Regions from separate parts of the Homo sapiens genome. Here regions 2, 3 and 4 are each linked to region 1. The links are chromatin loops, found by intact Hi-C in ENCODE. Cell type or tissue: PC-3. All regions are shown on one strand.

The links. A loop is a pair of places that touch in the nucleus more often than their neighbours do. Peaks named below come from ENCODE experiments on the same cell type or tissue, not always from the same donor. Only the 100,000 strongest peaks of a DNase experiment are listed, where the experiment ranks them.
Region 2: it touches region 1 in a loop (15-fold over the local background); 2 of 110 quality-filtered maps call a loop at or near these places.
Region 3: a loop joins it to region 1, with 5 times the contacts of the local background. A loop is called at or near these places in 3 of 110 quality-filtered maps.
Region 4: a loop joins it to region 1, with 5 times the contacts of the local background. A loop is called at or near these places in 2 of 110 quality-filtered maps.

Annotation. Positions count from the first base shown.
Region 1 is chr5:13,476,321-13,481,320 of GRCh38, forward strand. The region is part of intron 4 of LOC105374660 (a long non-coding RNA gene); the gene reads right to left. Among named protein-coding and RNA genes, the nearest start is that of DNAH5-AS1, 380 kb to the right of the region's middle. In PC-3, CTCF peaks have their summits at 2,740 and 2,944; DNase peaks (open chromatin) are centred at 1,301, 2,721 and 4,701; H3K27ac peaks cover 2,062 bases.
Region 2 is chr5:13,811,699-13,816,698 of GRCh38, forward strand. DNAH5 (dynein axonemal heavy chain 5) reads right to left here. Exons shown (of 79, transcript NM_001369.3): 43 at 2,907-3,148; 44 at 1-125. Among named protein-coding and RNA genes, the nearest start is that of DNAH5-AS1, 46 kb to the right of the region's middle. In PC-3, CTCF peaks have their summits at 2,812 (motif pointing left) and 3,013; a DNase peak (open chromatin) is centred at 2,793.
Region 3 is chr5:12,949,512-12,954,511 of GRCh38, forward strand. The region is part of intron 2 of LINC02220 (long intergenic non-protein coding RNA 2220); the gene reads right to left. Among named protein-coding and RNA genes, the nearest start is that of LINC02220, 81 kb to the right of the region's middle. In PC-3, no CTCF peak of the experiment used is centred here; a DNase peak (open chromatin) is centred at 3,080; H3K4me3 peaks cover 263 bases; H3K27ac peaks cover 785 bases.
Region 4 is chr5:12,933,168-12,938,167 of GRCh38, forward strand. All of the region lies in intron 2 of LINC02220 (long intergenic non-protein coding RNA 2220), which reads right to left. Among named protein-coding and RNA genes, the nearest start is that of LINC02220, 97 kb to the right of the region's middle. In PC-3, a CTCF peak has its summit at 2,775; a DNase peak (open chromatin) is centred at 1,784.

The DNA of each region.
Region 1 (5,000 bases):
TGATATCAAATTTAATTTCTTGGAAAATAAAAGTTTGCTTTCATTTCTTTTTTTCCCTGGTATATTGCTACACAAGTCAAAGTTAAAGATGCTATAGAAAACCTAGGCAGCAATTTTATTACAGCTGGCTTTTGAAAGTTCACAGAAGGCTGCAATCATAAATGTCATTTTCATTAGAATAATGTGAAAGGTTACATGCCGCACAGAATAAGACAAGGCTCAGCCGTGGTTTACCATCTTTGAGTTTCCTGGTGTACAAATGATCCCTCGGGCATTACAGCCACAACACCTCACAGGCAAACCAAAGTGAATACATATAAAATAAAACTCTACTGGAAAGAATGCATGAGGTCCTGGCAGTGAAAATTCTATAGAAGTTAAACATTTTCTCATTTAACATACCCCCTCAAAAAAAAAAAAAAAAAAAAAAAAAACTTACCCAATGCTCAGCATTATCCCCGGGAATGCACTTCTAAATCTGCACTGTTTGGAGCTAAATGATAAAGGAACAGCAAGAGCTCTCTTTCAGAACACATAAGCTTATTTAAGACCACAGAAAAGACCATCTCCGGAAGGAAAAGGAAGTGTGTGTGTGTGTGTGTGTGTGTGTGTGTGTATGCATGTGCACACGTGCACACACACATGCATAGTCAGGTGTGTCTTGTGCATTTATGAGTATTCCTGAACAATTTTAACTTCTAAAATGTCACAAGAGTTTGGCTTCTTGTTTATCATTTAAAAAAACCAACTAGATACATTGATCCAGGATGCCAGGATGAAATTTAACTTTCCATGGCACTACCAAAGTAAGTGGACAATGCTGCGGGCTGCTGGTCACCAGTATCTGCATGCCCCCTCTTCATCTTCACTTGGGTCTCTGCTCAAATCCATCACCTCCTCAGAAGCTCACCTACGACTCTCTGATGAGGGAACACACACTCCCCCTGGCCAGGTTAATTTGATGAGTCAACCTGGCTCGGCTACAGTGCCCAATTGTTTGGTCAAATACTAATGACGATGTTGGTGGGAATGTATCCTGTAGATGTGATTAACATCTATAGAGGACTTTAGATAAAGATTACCCTTGATAATGTGTGTGGGACTTATGAAATCAGTTGAAGTTCTTAAGAGCAAAAACTGAGGTTTTCCCAAGAAGGAATTTTGCCTCAAGACTGCAACATAGAAGTAGTGCATTACATCAGCACCATGTGGGAAAGAAAAAAAAATAAAAAGGAGTAGTAGTACTTAGGTTTCCAACCCACCTAGTCTACCCTACAGATCATGGACTTGGCAGCCCGCACAATAACAACCACATGAATCACTTCCTTACAATGTCCGTCTCTCCCTCTCTCCTTCTCTCGAAATACATATATACTTTACTGGTGCTGTTTCTCTGGGGAATACTGACTGATACAGCCTGCTATTCTGTAAGTTTTCCATCTGACCACAGATCTGTCTGTAAGGCAAGGTCACTATATTGAATTGACCTAATCCAATTTGGCCCATCAAGAATGGTCAGATACATTTGATAAATATCACTTGTCTCCAGCAATTAAAGTTACATGGAAGTTTTAAGCCTTCTCTTCTACTACCTGGTTACCAGGGAGTTGTTACAATGAAAATGTGTTTTAGATGAAATAAATATTTTTAAAGCAAACTTTAAACAAAATAAACAGATTTTAGCCTACGTATAGACATACATTCTATTGGTTCTGTTTTTCTGCAGAAGTCTTACTGATACATCCCCTTTCTCTAATTCATCATTCTTCCTAACAATTGTCAGCACCAGCTAAAATACATATGTGGATGTTTATATTTTACTGGTACCTAGGACAGTGTCTGGGACCTAGAAGTCATCCAACTTATACCCATTTATGGGATGCATGGATGAGATGCTGACTTTCCCCAGTCACTGAAATGCTTTACATGAATTAATTCATTCAACCCTTCCTTCCAGCTAGCTCCTTATGAGGCTGATGTCACGTTTTGCTTCCATTTTTCAGGTGCTGAAACTTGGTTGTAGCGAGGTAGAGGGACCCCCCCCAAAAGTCACATAGCTAGCACAGGCGAAGGTGGCCATTAAACCAGGAAGCTGGTCCCCGGAGCCCACGCTCTCAAACACCACATTCTAAATCCCCTTGTGGGAGTTTTCAGCTTCAACAGGATATTGTTTAGAGAGACAATCTTTTTTTTTTAAGTTAAAACCACTAATCACATGTATTAATAAGGTTAAAATATTCTGTTAATTCTGTGATCTTGGGAATCTCACATGATTTGGAGGCACTCTGTTAGACTAGAAATGAGAAATTTTTAATTTAAAGGTGAAAAGAGGAAAAGGGAGTTGAAAAAAAGGAACATTCAATATCATCAGATGTTAAATAGACTTCAGTAAAAATAGTTTCCAAAAAATTAAAATAGAGCAAATTGGCTCACTGCAAAGATTCTAAAAGTAAACAGAGCTGAAAGATCATGGGAGATGTTTGAAAATGAAATATTTCTATCTTCACAAATTATCCTAGTGAGGAAGAAACCAATAAATAAGGTAGCAAAATCTAACAAGAAGGAGGCAGAGGCACAGGGTGATTCTCTAGCAAGCCCCAGAATATGATGCACGATAGAAATAGCGGCCACAATTAAACATTTTCCCTCTGGCCACACCTTCCACCGGGTCGCAGCTTCTGGTTCTGAGTCTCCAAGCCTGCTTAAAAACTGACCCAGAGTTTCTGGAACTCTGTCCCCACCTAGAGGCCTAACAGTAAATAAGAATGAAGGAATTGTAAAATGCAGAGCCGCAGTGCCCAGCGTGTGGCAAGCTCAGTAAACATAGCTATAATCATCACTGATAAAACAGCCTTTAATTATTCTGTAAGCACTTATGAAAGGAAGGGAGCATGCCTAGGAGCCAATAGCAAGTATGTCAGCCATGGAGCTTTCTCTTGGGATACTGCGTCTTGATGTCAGCAACATTTTTGACAAAAATTGCATGGATAGGTTTGTGGTCATCATCAAAAAAAAAAAAAAAGTATGCTGGGTTGTATGGTTAGTTAGCCTGATAGCTGAATAAGCAATGGTGTCCAAACATTGTGGATCTCACATAATACCTGACAACGAGTTTCCATGGTACTGGCTGGCAAGCGACAGATACTGCAAGGCTGGCATAGGTCTGCCCATACCTGATTGGAAGGCAGGTATCTTTATCATTAATAGCTTCTCACTCTAAATGTTTTTCCCCCTCTCTTTACTCTCCTCCTAGGCTTATGTCTAAACTTATTTTGCTACTGGGATAAAGGGGAGAGGAGTCAGCCTCTGTAACAGAGGCAAAGTTACATGTCCAAACTACATACACATCTGACAAAGGCCAGCTGCAGAGACCAGAGGGGCCAGAGCTGGTATTTGCAGATGGCAGCGTGGCCTCAGGCCCCCAAGTGAGCACTGCCTATAAAACTGTCTGACCTTGGAGGTGTACAGGGTTGGTGTGCTATGGTCAACTCCTCACCCCCAGCAAGGGGTCTACCCCAAAGTCTTTGTGTGGAATTCCTTTGTCTTTGGGGAGATTCTTTGGGGGCTGCCTAGAAATCAAGACCTTCCCTAGCTACATATGTTGCCACAGAAAAGTCGGATTTCCTGTCCTACCAACCTAATCCCCACAGGAAATGGGTCGGACTTAAGGTTCTGGAGATGGCCATGATCTTCTCCCAACCAGCTCTGCCATGTTTCTATCTTCTATAAGACTTCCCTGGTGCCATTGGAGCTTGTCTACGGGTACTGCCACGGAACAACCACCAGATGAAATTAAGTCTCAGGCCCCAAGTTCAGAAACACCACAATCTTTAGGGGAAATATGTCGAGTGGCCCTTTATCCAGTGATAAGAGAAAGAGCCACTGCTCTCTGAAGACCCTCAAAAACATTCTGTTCCTAAAGACCCCTCATTTCCCTTCCAAATCTCTGTGAAGTCATCTCCTTAGAGTGTAGGGGGGAGACACAGTGAGGCTGTCAGGTCCTTCCGTAGTTCTGGCTCAGGTTGTTAAGGTCTCCGTTGAGCCCGGACATTCACAGTCAGTGCGAGACTGGAAAGCAGCATTTAATGTGTCAAGTTATTGCTACAGAAAACACTGTATATGACCACATTACACCTGCTTAATACAAGTAAACAGTGGGATGTGGCTGCCATTAGCTATATGCTATAAAGATAGTGAACTGTTTATTGTCACCCAGGCCCTCTGCTCCCTGGCCCACCTAAAGCACTGTGCTGGGCGGACCAAAATGCCTTCTCCTTGAAAAAGAGTTTGAGAAAGCAGAGACCCGTTCGGGATTGAGTGCTGTCAGGAAGGAAGGGGGAGGCAATTCAGAGCTCTGATCTGTCATTTTTCCCTAGGAGTAGGGAGGATTTAAGAGCCCACTGCTGTTAAATCACATAGCACAAGCCCAAGTCTTATACTCTGCCTCTCCTAACTGCCTCTTACTTAGAGGCCCCATGTTTCCTCTGATGCTTATTTTCCCACATTGACACAAGTTTAATAAACCTAACTTTGACTCTAGTGAATTTATGGCAATCTTTGGCTAATGCAAATGGAAAACCAGACACTGTTGATTGCAATGTATTGTTTGAAGAGGATCCCTTGTCTTCTCAAATTTCACTGTGCATATAAATCAAATTGCGGTCTTGTTAAAATGCATACTCAGATTCAACAGGATGACGGGGGTGGGGCCTGAGAGCTTGCATCTCAAGCATGCTCCAGGTGATGCCCTTGCTCCTGGCCTGAGGCACACACTGAGTAGCAAGGATCTGGTACACTGGATCTCAAACCAGATATTTTTTTAAATCACCTGGAGAGCTGCAAAAAAATTACTGAAATTTGGATCTCACTCCCAGAGATTCTGATGTAATTGCCACCATCAAGGCAGATGATTCCAATATGCAGCAAAATCTGGGAAATATTTTCTACTATCTTATCATAGAGTGTGGAAGGCATTGAGGAGCTAAAATAGCAATTGCAAA
Region 2 (5,000 bases), 340 kb after region 1:
GCCTCCAGCACCTCCATCTTGTATTCTAAGTTCTGGATACAGAAGCGATACAAGTCTGGGAAAGACTCGGTGTACAGCTGACGAAGAATTTCTGCTTCTTGAGGTGAGCGTTTCTTAAGAAAACCCTGTCAGTTCACAGACAAGTGTATTCATGAAACTTATTAGCACACTAGGAAAATGGTCATTTGGGGACAAAAATTTTAAAAGTATCTGTTAATAATGATAATATCTAATGATTATACCACACACTATGTTCCAGGCTTTGTTACAAACTCTTCCACGTATTAATTCACTTAATCTTCAAAACAACCCTACAAGGTAAGAACTGTTATTATCCTCCTTTTACACATGAGGAAACAGAGGCCCAGGAAGTGTAGGTAGCCTGCTCAGGAGCCCACTGCAAGCAGGTGGCAAGGGCAGAATTCAGACCCAGAAAGCCTGGGCCTACATGTTCAGCTACTACACTATCCATATGCTCACAGATGGAGAAATAGTCTTCAACTCTTGATTAAAATATGCTGGGAGAAAATGAGAAGGCACATATATGGAAATAACTCAGGGGGGAAAAGTAAAGAATAAAAGATGAACAAAGGAAATCCATACCCAGGTTTTTTTTTCTTTTTTTGAGACAGGATCTTACTCTGTCACTCAGGCTGGAATACAGTGGCATGATCTCAGTTCACTACAACCTCCACCTCCCAGGCTCAGGTGATCCTCTGGCCTCAGCCCCTCAAGCAGCTGGGACCACAAGTGCATGCCACTACACCCAGCTAATTTTTGTAATTTTTGTCGAGACAGGGTTTTGCCATATTGCCCAGGCTAGTCTCAAACTCCTTGCCTCAAGCAATCTGCCTGCCTCGGCCTCCCAAAGCGCTGGGATTACAGGCATGAGCCACTGTGCCTGGCCCCCAGATTTTTTTTTAACAGAAAACAAAGATTTACTACAATTAGTTGTTTCTTTTTATTTCTTCTAATTTAATTAATAAACAATGTAGAAAAATATCAAGGATATTCATGAAAATGGAGAATTTAGTCATTTGAGAAACCTAGTATTAAGAAACTGCATCTCATAAATACCACTTAACACACAGCGTTTCCTTAAGATGAGGCAAGTTCTCTTAAGGTCAAGAGATCAGCTCATTCTTCACCTCAGTATTCCAAGAAACAATTAGAGACTCTGAACAGAAGCAATAAAATGTTGATTCTGAATTATTCATTAGTTCATGAATTTACCATGATTCTACCTCGACAAAAACATAACATAGCACTTTTGAGTTGATGGAACCGAAAGACGACATTCACTAGGGCAGGTAACCAGGTTGGCTCCCTGAAGCTGACAGATTGTCAGCAACACAACTTTTCAATTACTCTGCCCTCTAATAACTCTCAGAGCTGGCCTTCCTGTTCTAAACATTTCCAATCTGATTCTTCTCATGAGTCTTGCTTTTCCTAACAATTTCCAAAAAAGAAAATGCATTATTTAAAACATATAGGATATTATGAGGTGGGTATAGCATTAAAGTAAAGGTCTTATTCAGTCTCAGTATGGACAGACTATAGCAAAAGCTTATTTTATAAATAGCAAACTCATGCATTAGCTAGTACTCCTTAGCTAGTTGTATAAAAGTATTTTTCAAAAACCTTTTTGAAATTGAAGTATTTTGGAAAAATCATATATATACATTTTCACTGGTAGTTTGCTGTACCTGTGGTTTCCAAGCCTGGCTATGTGAAAAAAAAATGTTGTGGCACTTAAAAGAAAAAAAAAAAAAAAACAATCCTGAGTTGCCTCCCAGAGATTCTAATTTGGTAAGATTGAAGTGTAACCCAATCATCTGTATTTTAAAGAATTGTCATTAGTGATTACTTTTGCAAAAACAGGGTTGCAACCCTCTGCTTTTATTCTCCTTAATGGGTGGATAATCTAATTGTGAAATCTGAAAACTTTACAACTATTTTTAGTGACACATTCAACTCTATGTCAACATCATTTTGCTATATGATTCCCTCCTTCTTCCCATCTTCATACCAAATCTAAAGCCTTTTGCAACAGAGTTGAGTAAATTCTGGAAAGACATTAGTAAAAAGTTAGGATATAACCATATAGAAATAAAAGTTTGAAAATGTAATGATATAATGTAAATAAACATCTACTTTATTTAAATTAGGAATTTAAATGTTTTCAATCAAAATCATCTTCGAAAAACTTAGGTGATGAAAATATTCAATATAACCAACTATGTAAAACAAGATTTTTCATGTGGCTTATCTAATAAACATTCTGCCTTACATTATAATATTTATATAGCAAAATATCTAAGTATGCAAGGCATTTATTTATAATATAATTTTGATCAATATATTCTAGGATATATTGCTGGTAATAAAATAATATACCTGATTATGAATTGATGAGATGTTATCTGAAATATTATTGCCAAGTTCAAATTTGGAACTAACGTTATAACTAATGAATCTCATAAAAATTCCTTATATGCAATTTTAATAAACTGACTCCAAGTTAATGTTCTAAGATGGTCCTCCTAAACTTTATGTGAATGTGTACCTTTCAAAAATATCATGAATCCCCAGATTGATCAAATTAAATTTTACTTATTCAGTCCTCAGACACAGTTTGGCAACACTGTTGGTTCATACAGGCCTGGCAATTACTCTACAACCCAGAGGTTGGAAATCCCAGTTCAAAAGTGATTGGAAGAGTAATGAAGAAATATGTTAGGAGCAATCAGGGTTTGAATGTCCCAGTGCATTCAAGTATCTTCCACAAACATTAGCATAAAAATGCAGTTACACTGCCATCTGCAGAAAAATTGGCACACACACTAAAAGAATGCTAAAGGATCTGTTTTCCTTTTTAATTATACAAAAGAAGGATTCAATTATACCTCAAGAATAGGACTCCAATCAAGGATAGAAGAGCTCATGAAAACCATTCCATTTCTTGAGACGGTGGCAGGAGAAGCATTGTCAATGTTATGAGGCTCGAAAATGATCTTGCAGTTTGGAGCCATGGGAATCCGATCACCATTGGCAAGGGTTAGAGTTTTGTTATCATCCAAAACAGAATTCAGATTTTCAATCCAGATGGCATCTACTGGACCATCAAGAATTATCCAGATATGTTCCCCTAGAATACCCCACCAAAGGGAAAAAAAAAATACATACACTCATGCAGTGCATGTACACATAAGTTTAAAATAGCTTGAAGAACTATTATATTAGATGTAATTTTCATTAATTTTTAAATATAGTTTTGCTCCAAATGATTACCTTGTTTTATTACAAAGGATCTTCAAAGATCTTTATATAGTAGTCAAGGCCCATAATTAAATCAAAAAGTAGTTTGTTTATTGGACAAATATTCATTGAGCACCTTGCATATGTCACTGTTCTAGGGGCTGAGGATATTGTGGTAAATGAGACAATGTCCTGCTTTTGCAGAGCTTACATTCTAAGGAGTAGAGATGACAAGCAAACAAATAAAAGTTTAACATACAAAAAAACTAAGTAGAATGAGGGCATGGGGCATGTTTTAGATAAGGTGGTCGATAAGATATTCCAGGAAGAGAATGAAGTGATGTAAAGATCTAGAGGTAGAATATTCCAGACAGCAAGAACAGAAAGTGCTAAGCCCCTGAAGCAGATACAGGCTTAGTGTAATACAATGGACTGAATGTTTGTGTTCCCCTAAAATATCCTCATGAACAAGATTAGTGCCCCTATAAAGAGACCTCAGAGAACTCTCTTGCCCTTCTGCAACATGGGGTACAGCAAGAAATCAGCAGACTGCAACCATGAAGAAAGCCCTCCCCAGAACCCGACCATGCTGGCTCCCTGATCTCAGACTTCCAGCCTCTGGAACTATGAGAAGTGAATGTCTATTGTTTATAAGCCACCCAGTCTCTAGCATCCCAAACTAAGGTGATCACGTTCCAGGAACAGTAAGAAGTTGAACCTGAAGGGCAAAAAGAGGAGGAAGGGGAGAGGTATATGAGGGCAGTGGGAAAGACAGAGCTATGGAACCCATTCTGGTTTGCACCTAAGTCTAAGGCATCCAACAGAGATCCTCGTAGAGTTGCTGAGTTGGGAATTCAGGAGAGAGGTCAGGGCTGGAGATTAAAATGTGAAAGTCACCAGTTCAGAGATGGGATTTAAAGCTGTGGGACTGGGTAAGTTTCTTCTAGATAAGTGTGGAGAGAGAAGAGGGCTGAAGACAGAGGCTCTGTAACCCTTAGGCTTCTGGCATGGTCTCCTGTGTTTGCTCCCCTTTCTTCCAGACTTCTCAAGGAAGCAGAAGTGGAAAAAGAGCTAGCAGGATGAGGAATCCCTGCAGCCCAGAGAAGGAAGGGTTTCAAGAAGGCAGGCGATCAACTGTGCCGAATGCTCCTCAGGGCAGTACCAGACTGAGAACTGGCAATTTGTATTTGACAAGCTGGAGGTCAGGGGTGTCCTTGATACAGCAATTTCAGAGGAACACTGGGCAAAAAACTTGACAGCAGTCATACGAGGAGATACTTGGAGGTAGAGAAAATGACAAACATCAGCAGATTGCTCAACAAGAATGTCATTGTAAATTTAGGTATTTGATTTAATAATAGCATTCCTCTTAATTTCTCAACTACTACCTTCTCTTACTCACCAACACCATGACCTGTCTTGTGGTTCTAAATTTTCTTTGCTATGCAACAACCGTGGGATAGTCTATTTAAAATAAAATGCTTTGAAAATCCTAATCAAGTTCATTCAACTAGCAATTCAAGTAAAATGGTGATCTAATCACCAGAGTCACTTTGAAAGAAAAAGCATATGTTGCCTTTTTTTAATGTGGAAAGGGGAAAAAAAAAACAAAAAAACCTCTGCGCTCTTGTTCTTTTAAGTCACATTTTGTCACTGGGTCTGTGTTTACAGTGGGTTAGTGGAACAAATCAGGAATAAAATTCGATTTATTTCCAGTAGAACAAAAACAATTTCTAATATGA
Region 3 (5,000 bases), 530 kb before region 1:
TTAAAATTCTGTATTCTGTGAAATTATCCTTTAAAAAATGAGGAAAGCATTTCTCAGACAAATAAAAACAGAATTAGTCACCAGCAGACCTGCCTTGAAATAAATTTACAAGAGTCTCTTAAGAGAAAGAAAATGATATACATCAGAAATTCAGATCCACATAAAGAAATAAAGAGCACCAGAGAATAAATAAGTTTTCTTTTTCTTAATTGATCTGACAGATAACAGCTACTTGGAAACACTAATAGCAAAATGTATCCAAGTGTGTATGTGTGGGTTTGTGTCTCCCCTTCTCATTCATGAATATCATTGATATGTTTCAAATCACCATAAATGTACCTACTAAGTATAGTCAAAAGTCCAAAAGTTCTTTTAACCATTTTCACATGTTATAGCAACAGACAAGTAAAACCTTTTCCATCCTATTTTTATAGCCTATGACTTTAAGAAGCTGATAAATAACCTGTGACAAATCTACAGAATCTTTAATAAAAACTACATTAATAGCTAAGTTGCTATCACGGTGACTCTTCTCCTTCTAGGACTTGAGATCTAGAGAGCTAATTTGAGAATGATTATTTTTATGAAAGTAGAAGATGAAGATATAATTTGGACATTTTTCTATTGTACTGATGTGACTTTGAGATTTCTAGTAAAATGTCCTCCTCAAAGGGGAAGAATAATTTTAACTGTGGATATTTAATCAAAGCTCTCCTACAATAACGTTTCCTTAATATTACAGTCACATTTGCATTCAACATTTATTTAATATTTCTTGGTAGAAAATAGATACATGAGATGTGTGCAAATCTGCTATTTTTTAAAACTGTTTATATTGGTTTTGTTTTGTTTTGTTTTGTCTTTTACTTTTCTTTTTCTTAACTTGGCAAAAGGATAATTATCCATATGAATTCATTTTGTCAGGCACTTGTCCTGTTCATTGATCCAGAAGAAAAGTGTGTCATTTTTATATTTATGTTCTATCAAAGATTTCTTTGTGAAACTCAATCCTAAGAATATTTACTTGTGGTATAACTCTGGTTATCTTATTCTATGTGATGTAGTGCTTATATTTTAATTGTGTGGTCCCACTTGCACTATGAAAGCAGAAAGCGGAGAAAAGTGTTGCTTTCACCCTAAAAATGAAAACAAATATTCAGGTAATGTAAATAATTATTACTTTCTTTCAATCATCAAGAGCTAGTTTCAAATTTCTTAAAATCTAAGAAAAAAAGGGCCTTGCAACGAGAAATAGTCTCTGGCTCAACTCCTGGAGACCACAAGAAGAAGTGATGACTAGACTTATACAAATAGATAAGATCTTAGCAAGAACCTTCAAGAACCTGTTGAAAGTTGAGTGTGAGCAAATGTGAAGCAACTTACCATGGAACTCAGCCTGCATAAAGACCATTATTGGAGTCTATCTATAGAAATGAACTCCATTGGCCCCAACTTGTTCCAGGACATGGGCAGCCACAGATATCCTTTGCCTGCAGTAACAGCAATCCTTCCTATTTCAAAATACCCTGAAACTACCCACATGCTTCATTATAGACCACCAAAGTCTCACTAGCTTTATAAAACCCTATGTTAATGGAATGTTTGCCAACAGACTGTCTCAGTGTATTCTCCTTTTTCTCTATAAAACTTACACTCCTGTCTAATATCTTTGAACATTTGCTGAAATGAATGATAGAGCAGATGGTTTCTCTTGATGCAAGTTGAGTAAAAGGCCTTTGTTGCTTCAGTTTTGGACCTAGTTTTTTTTTTTTTTTTTTTGGTGGGGTGCGTTGGGGGGGAATGCAGAGCCTCCTGGTAGCACCTAATTGCGGGCTCTTTTCCATACACCTGCACAGGATGCTTAAGAGCAAGATTCAGTTAGAAGTAAAACCAGAGAAAGCCTTTCAAGGTCCAGGCAAAGAGATAAGGAAGAAAGTACCAGTGGAGGAAAGACAGAAAGCTCACCTAGACTCTTCTACACTATGAAATAAAAGTATTGAGTCATGGAGGAAGGGTAGCAATACCTCCTGCCCCAGGGCACAGATAAAGATGCACTGTGGCTAGGAGAGTGTAAAAAAAAAAGACAAGTAAAAACTCCTTATCCACAGGGGAGGCACCACAAATAGTCCTGGGCAAAAAATAAAATAATTAAATAAATAAAAGGCTCAATAGATACCTTGATAACAGATATGAGTCATACTCCTAAAAGAAGAACAGGATGCCCATTTTGGAAAAATAATCACTAGATATACAAGGTAGAGTTTGGCTGCCATGGAAAGAGAGCAAATCACTGAAGAAACTTTATGAACTGGTCCCATGGATACAGGGTGTTCCTAGGAGACTGAGCTCTCACCCATCCATCCATCTCAAGCACCCAAAAGTAGAATAGGAAGTACTGAGTAATCAGCAACCACAGTCTACTACTAACAAAGGAACAAAAGTGTGAGTAGAGATTCCTTTTGATATACAGGCATGCAGTGAAGGCCAATAGATGAAGGTAGAGTGCTGATACTTTCAGTTACCACATCAACTACAAAATAAGCCTAGAGAATTATAAAGGCGGTGATTCACTGAAGGTAACAATAGCAATTGCAAAACCCAAACACCAACTCTTAACTATGAGGGTTGGAATCAACCCTCATACTAACGGCCTAGCATCCTAGCAAAAGAAAAGCTATGATCAATTCAGGACACGAATATTACTTACCTCAGTCTCTAATCCTTTATGTATGACACCTAGCCCTCAGTAAAAAATTTAGTGACACGCACAAAAGCAAGGGCGCTGGTGGCAAGGTACAACCCACTGTGAAGAGACAAAACATTCAACAGCAGCAGAGTCAGAGAAAGCTCACAGGTGGAATGAGCACACAGGAAATTTAAATTAATTATGATTAATGAGCTAAAGACTGTAGTAATGAGGTGGAAAATAAGGCATAAACATGTGGGGGATTTCACTGGGAAGACCAGAAGTATAAGAAACAATTAAATGGAAATGCTATTAAGAGCAAAAATAAAAGCAACTTCAGCAGCAAAATGGTAACTGATGATTAATGCCATTGGCAGGCATCAGTTAACTTTACGTATCTGAGGAAAGGATCAGTAAACTTGGACATAGGTCAATGGAAATCACCTAAAATGATATACTTTAAACAAAGAGTATAAATACTATAAAACAGAGTATAAAAATTAAAAACAGCAGCGGCTGTAATAGTTGTAAGACAAAGCCAAATATTGCAAAATACATACAAATGGAATTACAGAACAAGAGGAAAGAAGAAAAGACCAGATAAATATTTGAAGAGATAATTGCTAAGAATTCTCAAAAATATTTAAAAAATAACAAGCCAGATATACAAGAATCTCAGAGGACTCCAAGCAGGATAAATGGAAAAACAAATAATAAAAAATCAGAAAAAAACCCAGATCTATAAGCATAATTTTCAAACTGCTCTAAACCAAAGATAAACAGAACATCTTGAATGAAACCAGAAAATAAACAAAATGCATCAGTATCTCATGTACTCCATAAATATATAGACTTACACAAAATTGAAAAATTAAATAAAAATTTAAACAAATAAATAAATATTATTTGACAATTAAAAAGCATAAAGAAATACACATGGTAGAGGAACAAGAGAAGACGTTAAGCACATTGCTTGTCAGACACCAGAAATCCAGAAGACAATGGGATGAGACCTTCTAAAAGCAAAACACTGCCTATGTAAATTCTGAAGGCAGCAAAAGTCTTTCAAAAATAAAAGAGAAAGCACATAATTTTTCTAAAACAATCTGAGAGATTTCAATGCTGTCAAAACTACCCAAGAAAAGATTTTAAAAGGTACTCTCTGAAAAAGAAATATGATATAAGATGCAAGCAGGTGTCTGCATAAAGAAATCTCTCTCTCTCTCTCTCTCTCTCCATATATATATATATATATATATATATATATATATTTGAAATGGCTGATATGGAAGGAAATAGACAGAAATTCAGGAGCAAGATGGCAGAATAGAAGGCTCTATTGATCATACCCCTGACAAGGACATCAAGTGAACAGCTATCTACAAAGAAAAAACACCTTTCTAAGAGCCAAAATCAGGTGAGCACTCATAGCACCTGGTTTTAACTTCATATCGCTGACAGAGGCACTGAGAGATAGAAAAGACAGTCTTGAATCATAAATGCCACCCCTCTCCACCACCCCCAGCAGCTGGTAGCATGATACAGAGAGCATCTCTTGGGCACTGAAGGCAGAGAGAACACAGTAAGTGTGAGGCATCAAACTCAGTGCTGTCCTGTTAGAACAGAAAGGAGAACCAGACCAAACTCAGCTGATGCCTGCCTTGGAGGGAGCATTTAAACCAGCCCTAGCCAGAAGGAAATTGACATTTCCAACTCTCCAAACTTGAGTTCCTGCAAACCTGGTGACCTACTAACTAAAGAACCCTTGGGCTCTGAATAATCAGCAGCAATACTCAGCTACTGAATCAAGGGCCTTGGGTGAGCCTCTGAGAATTGCTGGCTTCAGGGGAGTCTCAGCACATTACCAGCTGTGGTAGCTATGGGGAAGAATTCCTTCTGCTTGAGAAAAGCAGAAGGAAAAGAAAAGGCCACTTTGTCTTGCACCTTAGGTACCAGCACAGCCATAAGGAAGTAGAGCACCAAGTGGATTCTTGGGGTCCCCAATTCCAAGACTTGACTCTTGGATGGCATTTCTGGACCTGCCTTGGACAAGAGGAGAGGCCACTACCCTGAAGAGTGAGTCTCAAGCCAGGAGGCATTGACTACAAGCTGACTTGAGAACCCTTGGGCCTTAAGGGACCATCAGCAGGAGTCTGGCAGTACTCCTTATGGCCGTGCTGGTGGTGGCTGTGGGGTGAGATTTCTCTGCCCTTGGAAGGGAGCAGGAAGCGTGGAAAGGAATGCATTTTGTAGTTTGAGTGCCAGTTCAGCCACGATAAAATATAACACCAGGTGGACTTATAAGGTTTTTGAT
Region 4 (5,000 bases), 540 kb before region 1:
ATTTACAAAAAAATGCATTGTTAAATATAAAGTTGAGTCTAATATGGTACTAGAAAAATGATATATTATGTATAAATGATGCTAAGATAATTATTTAAATATGTGAAAACCACTTTTTTATTTATATCAAACACCAGAAAAAATAACAGCATTATTTTAAAATATTATAAAATTCATTGAATAAAATCTTAGAAAAAATGAAAACATAAGTGAATATCATAATATACTAACTGAAAATAATGTATGCAACGCTCATGTGCAAAATTCAAAAGAGAAATGTTGATGAGTTTGACCAAATACAAATTAATGACATTTACATGATAAAAGTAAACAAAATCAAGAGGTAAATGAAAATATTAAAGAAAAAAATGCAACATGTGAAGCGGTTTGTTAATATACTTAATATCTAAAGAACAATTTACAAATCATAAAAAGAACAGTATCTTACAATATAAAATTGGGCACAGTTTACATTAAAAAAGATATTTCAAGAGAGCAAGATAAAATAATTTTAACAGAAATAAGGAAACTGTAAGAGGTTTCATTCCCCACGTTTCATTTTATTGTTGTAACTGCTATAGTGGGCTCATAGTACATTTTACAATGACAATAAAAGATTACTAGTGGTTCCTTGTGCCAATGGTTTTGATGGCACAAAAGATTAGATCATCTTCATTGATCTAACAGTCATGACCTAAATTTGTTTTCATTTGTTCAGCAAAGCTAACGGTTATGTAACTGAAGTACTGAAATTTTAAAAGCAGCATATACAAAACAGTATGCCCAAATATAATATGAATTATTTTATTAACCATTTTATCCTTCATAACTCTTGAACAAGATGTATATATGTAGGCACAGGGTATGTTTTAAAATAATAGAGAAAACAAGGCTGTGAAAAGAAAGTTAATTTTCAGAATCTTGACAAAACAACTAAATTGATATAAAAATTTCTACAGATATAAAAGGTATCAATAGGTACAAGAAACAAGAATCTTATTTGAAAATGCATTAGTACTTGGTTACTGTGGCAGGTTAAGGAATGGCTCCATGAATGCCCATGCCATTAATCTCCGGAAACTAATTGCAGGAACCTCTGAATATGATATCTTACATGACAAAGGAAATTTTGTAGATGTGATTAGAAATTTTGAGATTCAAACATTATCCAAGTGGGCCCAATGTAATTACAAATTACTCTAAGAAAATGCAGGAAGGTCACAGTTAAGAAATGGTGGGAGGATAGAGACAAAAGTCAAAATGGTGAGAATATGCTATACTGTTGGCCTTGAAGATGGAGGAAGGGGCCATAAATCAGTGAATATGATGACCTCTAAAACTTGGAAAAGCTCTGAGACTCCTTTCAGAGCCTCCAGAAGAAACAAATCCTGCCAATCCCTTGACTTTAGCCTAGTGAGAATGATGTTGGACTTTTGATCTTGGAAATATAATTTGTGTTGTTTTAATCCAGTAAAATGTGGTAAATTGTAACAGAAGCAATAGAAAATTATAGAATCATAATCTTTTTTTGTTGAAATCAGGATATAATTTCAAAATCAGAGAACAAACCATGATTATTTATTTAAGTTGTTTTGAATGTGAAGGAGATTTTTTATAAAAGCATGTTTTGGGATGTGGGGGAGCCTATTTGTAAGGAACATGGCTATGCTGCAGCCAGGAAGGCAGAGGCTGAGGTAAACACCCTGCATGACTCAGCAGGATTGGAACACAGGTGCACAATTCCATGTGTTATATAATCACAGCTATGTAGCCATAACATGGGGAGACTCATCACCTGGCTCTGAGCCACTATTGTTTGTGAGGTGTGTAAATGCAGCACTGACACTGTGAGAGAGCTGCTGAATAAAGCCATGTTGGATCTACCTCCTGTCTTTCGAGTGTTCTGGAAGAACACTTGCAGCTCCCTGCCCCCCATCCACCCACTCCCCTCAGACCTCATCTGGGGCTCGAACCTGACATTTGGCATAGTTGGCAGGATGAGGTGAGTGGGTATTCAGCACCTGAGGCTCCTGGGTTGGCTATGTGGCTGCAGAACGGACTGTGGTACTCAGTGGCAGTAGTGCTGTTAAGATGGGCCCCAGTGGAAGCATGGGAGGCAATGGTCTGATCTCCCTCAAGGGTGGAGAAAGCACCGAAGCACCTGGAAGCATACAGCACCAAGAAGGAATGCGTCTTTGCCTCCAGAGTTGGATGGGTGTTTCTAACTGCAGTTCAGGAAGTACATGTTCAGTACTGCACAGGTAAGGGACCTCCAGGTGCAAGCTGTGCTCCTGGGGGCCCAAATGCACAGCTTAGAGCAAAACCTGGGGGTAAGGGAACACCAGCCACAAACAGGACACTTAGAGGCCCAGATAAACAGCCTGGAACAGGAGTTAGAGACTGTCATCAGTGTGATCTTGAGCCCATCCTCCCAGCCAGAAACTCCTGTTCAGTCTGATGATGAGGAGGAGGAGGTTCCTCCACTGTGGGCTCACCCTGTGATCCTTCAGAAGGTAGAGCAAAAAAGCCATTGGGCCCGAAGGGTGGGCCCAGGGACCCCCTCCCATAGTAGAGCACACTTCATATAGTGCCTACACTCCCACTGAGTCATGGGAGTTAGGCAAGCAGTGTAGGCAGTGTCTAGGGGAGCCCCTCCCCACCTGAATGCTTTGTCTCTGGGACAAAGTTGTGGATGCATTTTCTGCTCAGCCTCCAAGATGGAAAAGCTGGCTTTAATGACAGTGTAGACTGATGCCTGTGAAGTACCAGAAACTGTCAGTAGATGACAGTTGTGTACAGACTTGGTGCAAGTGATTCGGGAGAAGGATAATGCTGAGTGACCCAGTCCCTCCCAGGCACTTCAGTTCAAAGACACTTGCTGCAGCCAGGCAGGTGTGTAAAGATTTTACTGTCTAATTAGGGAACTGGCTGAAGTGCCTGGCACAGGGGGACACCAGACAACCAAAGGCCACATGTGACTTGGCAATCCACTGATCCCTGATCCCAGATAAGTTTCTAGGAAAGGATACATAGGCAGTTCTGAAGACCGGTCAGTGAAAGTAAAACCTGTATCTTTGCACTTTGACATCGGCTGCTTAGCTCTCCACTTATGCACTGTGTATGTCTCTCCCATACCTGAATACATTCTGGGGGTGGATGTTTTACACAGCTTGGCAGCTGTGTTGTCTGTCATGGATTTGACGGACTGCTTGACAAAGGAATGGGGACAGTACCACTATATATCGGACTTGGCTAATGCATTCTTCTCAATCGACATCACTCCGGGAAGCCAGGAACAGTTTGCCTTAATGGGAGGGCAACAATGGATTTTCATAGTGTTGCCACAGGGCTATGTGCATAGCCCCATCATATGTCATAGTCTTGTTGATATTACATTAACCTCTAATTCTCTTGCAGATTTAGAAGCAGCAACACCCCTCTTGCCTGGGATTAGGATGATGCAGCTAAGACCACCTTCCTGGCAGCCAAGCAGGCTATTCAGCAGGCACAAGCCCTATGGGTGATTAATCAGAGGCACCCATTTAAACTTAATGTACATGTGACCACCGATAGTTTTGACTAGGGCCTATAGTGGTGCATAGAGTGCTTTAGAATGCCAGTAGGCTTTTGGTTCCAACCTTGGAAGGGAGCTGAGCTCTGGTATTCATTATTAAAAAGCAGTTAGCTGCTGTATATGCTGTCCTTCAGGTCTGTGAGAGAATGATGGGACAGGCTATAGTAGTCATACGGACAACTTACCCAGTAGAGGGGTGGGTACACTCATGGGTAACAACTCCCTGCACTGGGATGGCACAGATATCCACTTTAGCAAAGTGGGGTGCCTACTTGGAACAGCAAAGTATACTGAGTACAAGTCCCTTAGCAACAGAGGTACAAGAGGTCTTGGGGCTTGTAGTCCTAATGCAAGATAAGGCCATGGGGCCTGAGGCACCCCTAGACCCTGAGCCCTCACCATTTAAAAAAGGGTGCCCCCCAATTCTTGGTGGGGAATGGTATATGGATGGGGCCAGCTGGGGTGCTACTACTGCCTGGACTGCTATCATCGTCTAGCCTAGTACTGACGCTATATGGTTTGATACCAGGTGTGGATAAAGTGGCTAATGAGCTGAACTCAGGGCAATGTAAATGGTGATCGCCAAGAAGGTGATACCTATAGTAATCTTCACCAATAGCTAGGCAGTTTATTGAGGCTTAACCTTTTGGTTAACTATCTGAAAGTTACAGAATTGATGAATGAGTCACTGGCCCATATAAGGCCAAGCCATATGGCAAGACCTATGGAAGGAAACATGTCCGTCTCCGACCAGGTATGGGGATGAATGATAATCTGTTGTTGCCTGCCCCAACTCCCCTGAAGGCAAGAGAACAGAAAGCCTGGTGTTGGCCATGGACCCTCCAAGCCCCTCACTGCAGGTGATTGGCTATCATAGCCCCCTGGGGGGAGGGCCTGCAGTATTACTTACATGTTACTCCTTGGGTATTTAATGTGTGACCTCCATGATGGGCCATTCCTAAGGGAACGGCCAGGGAAGGGACCCTCCTCCAGGGAACATATGTATTGTCTGTGTGGCCTATCATGAGCTCCCCTGTGACTCTGGCACAGGTACAGGACCCAAAAGAACCATGGGGAGCTGATAAGGTGTGGTACCATCGCCCAGGGCAGAAGCCCTTAGCAGCTGCATTGTTATCCAGAGACAAAAAGTTGGCCTGTATTTTGCCTGAGGAACGTAATTTATCCCTGTTAGTACTCGTGCCCGCTTTGGCGTTTCGGCCATAGTTTGGCATGCTCCTACAGCACCATGGACTAGGCCCACACCTATGCTGAGCTGACCAATGTCTCCAACTGCTGGATGTGCACCCTCCTTCCAGCAGCAGCTGTGGATGGCTTGCCCTGGGGTTCTGTGAAGAATTGGATGTGGCTAGAGACTTGGGGTCCCATGGACAATGCTTGGGGTGCAACATGCAAGCTTTGGATAAGA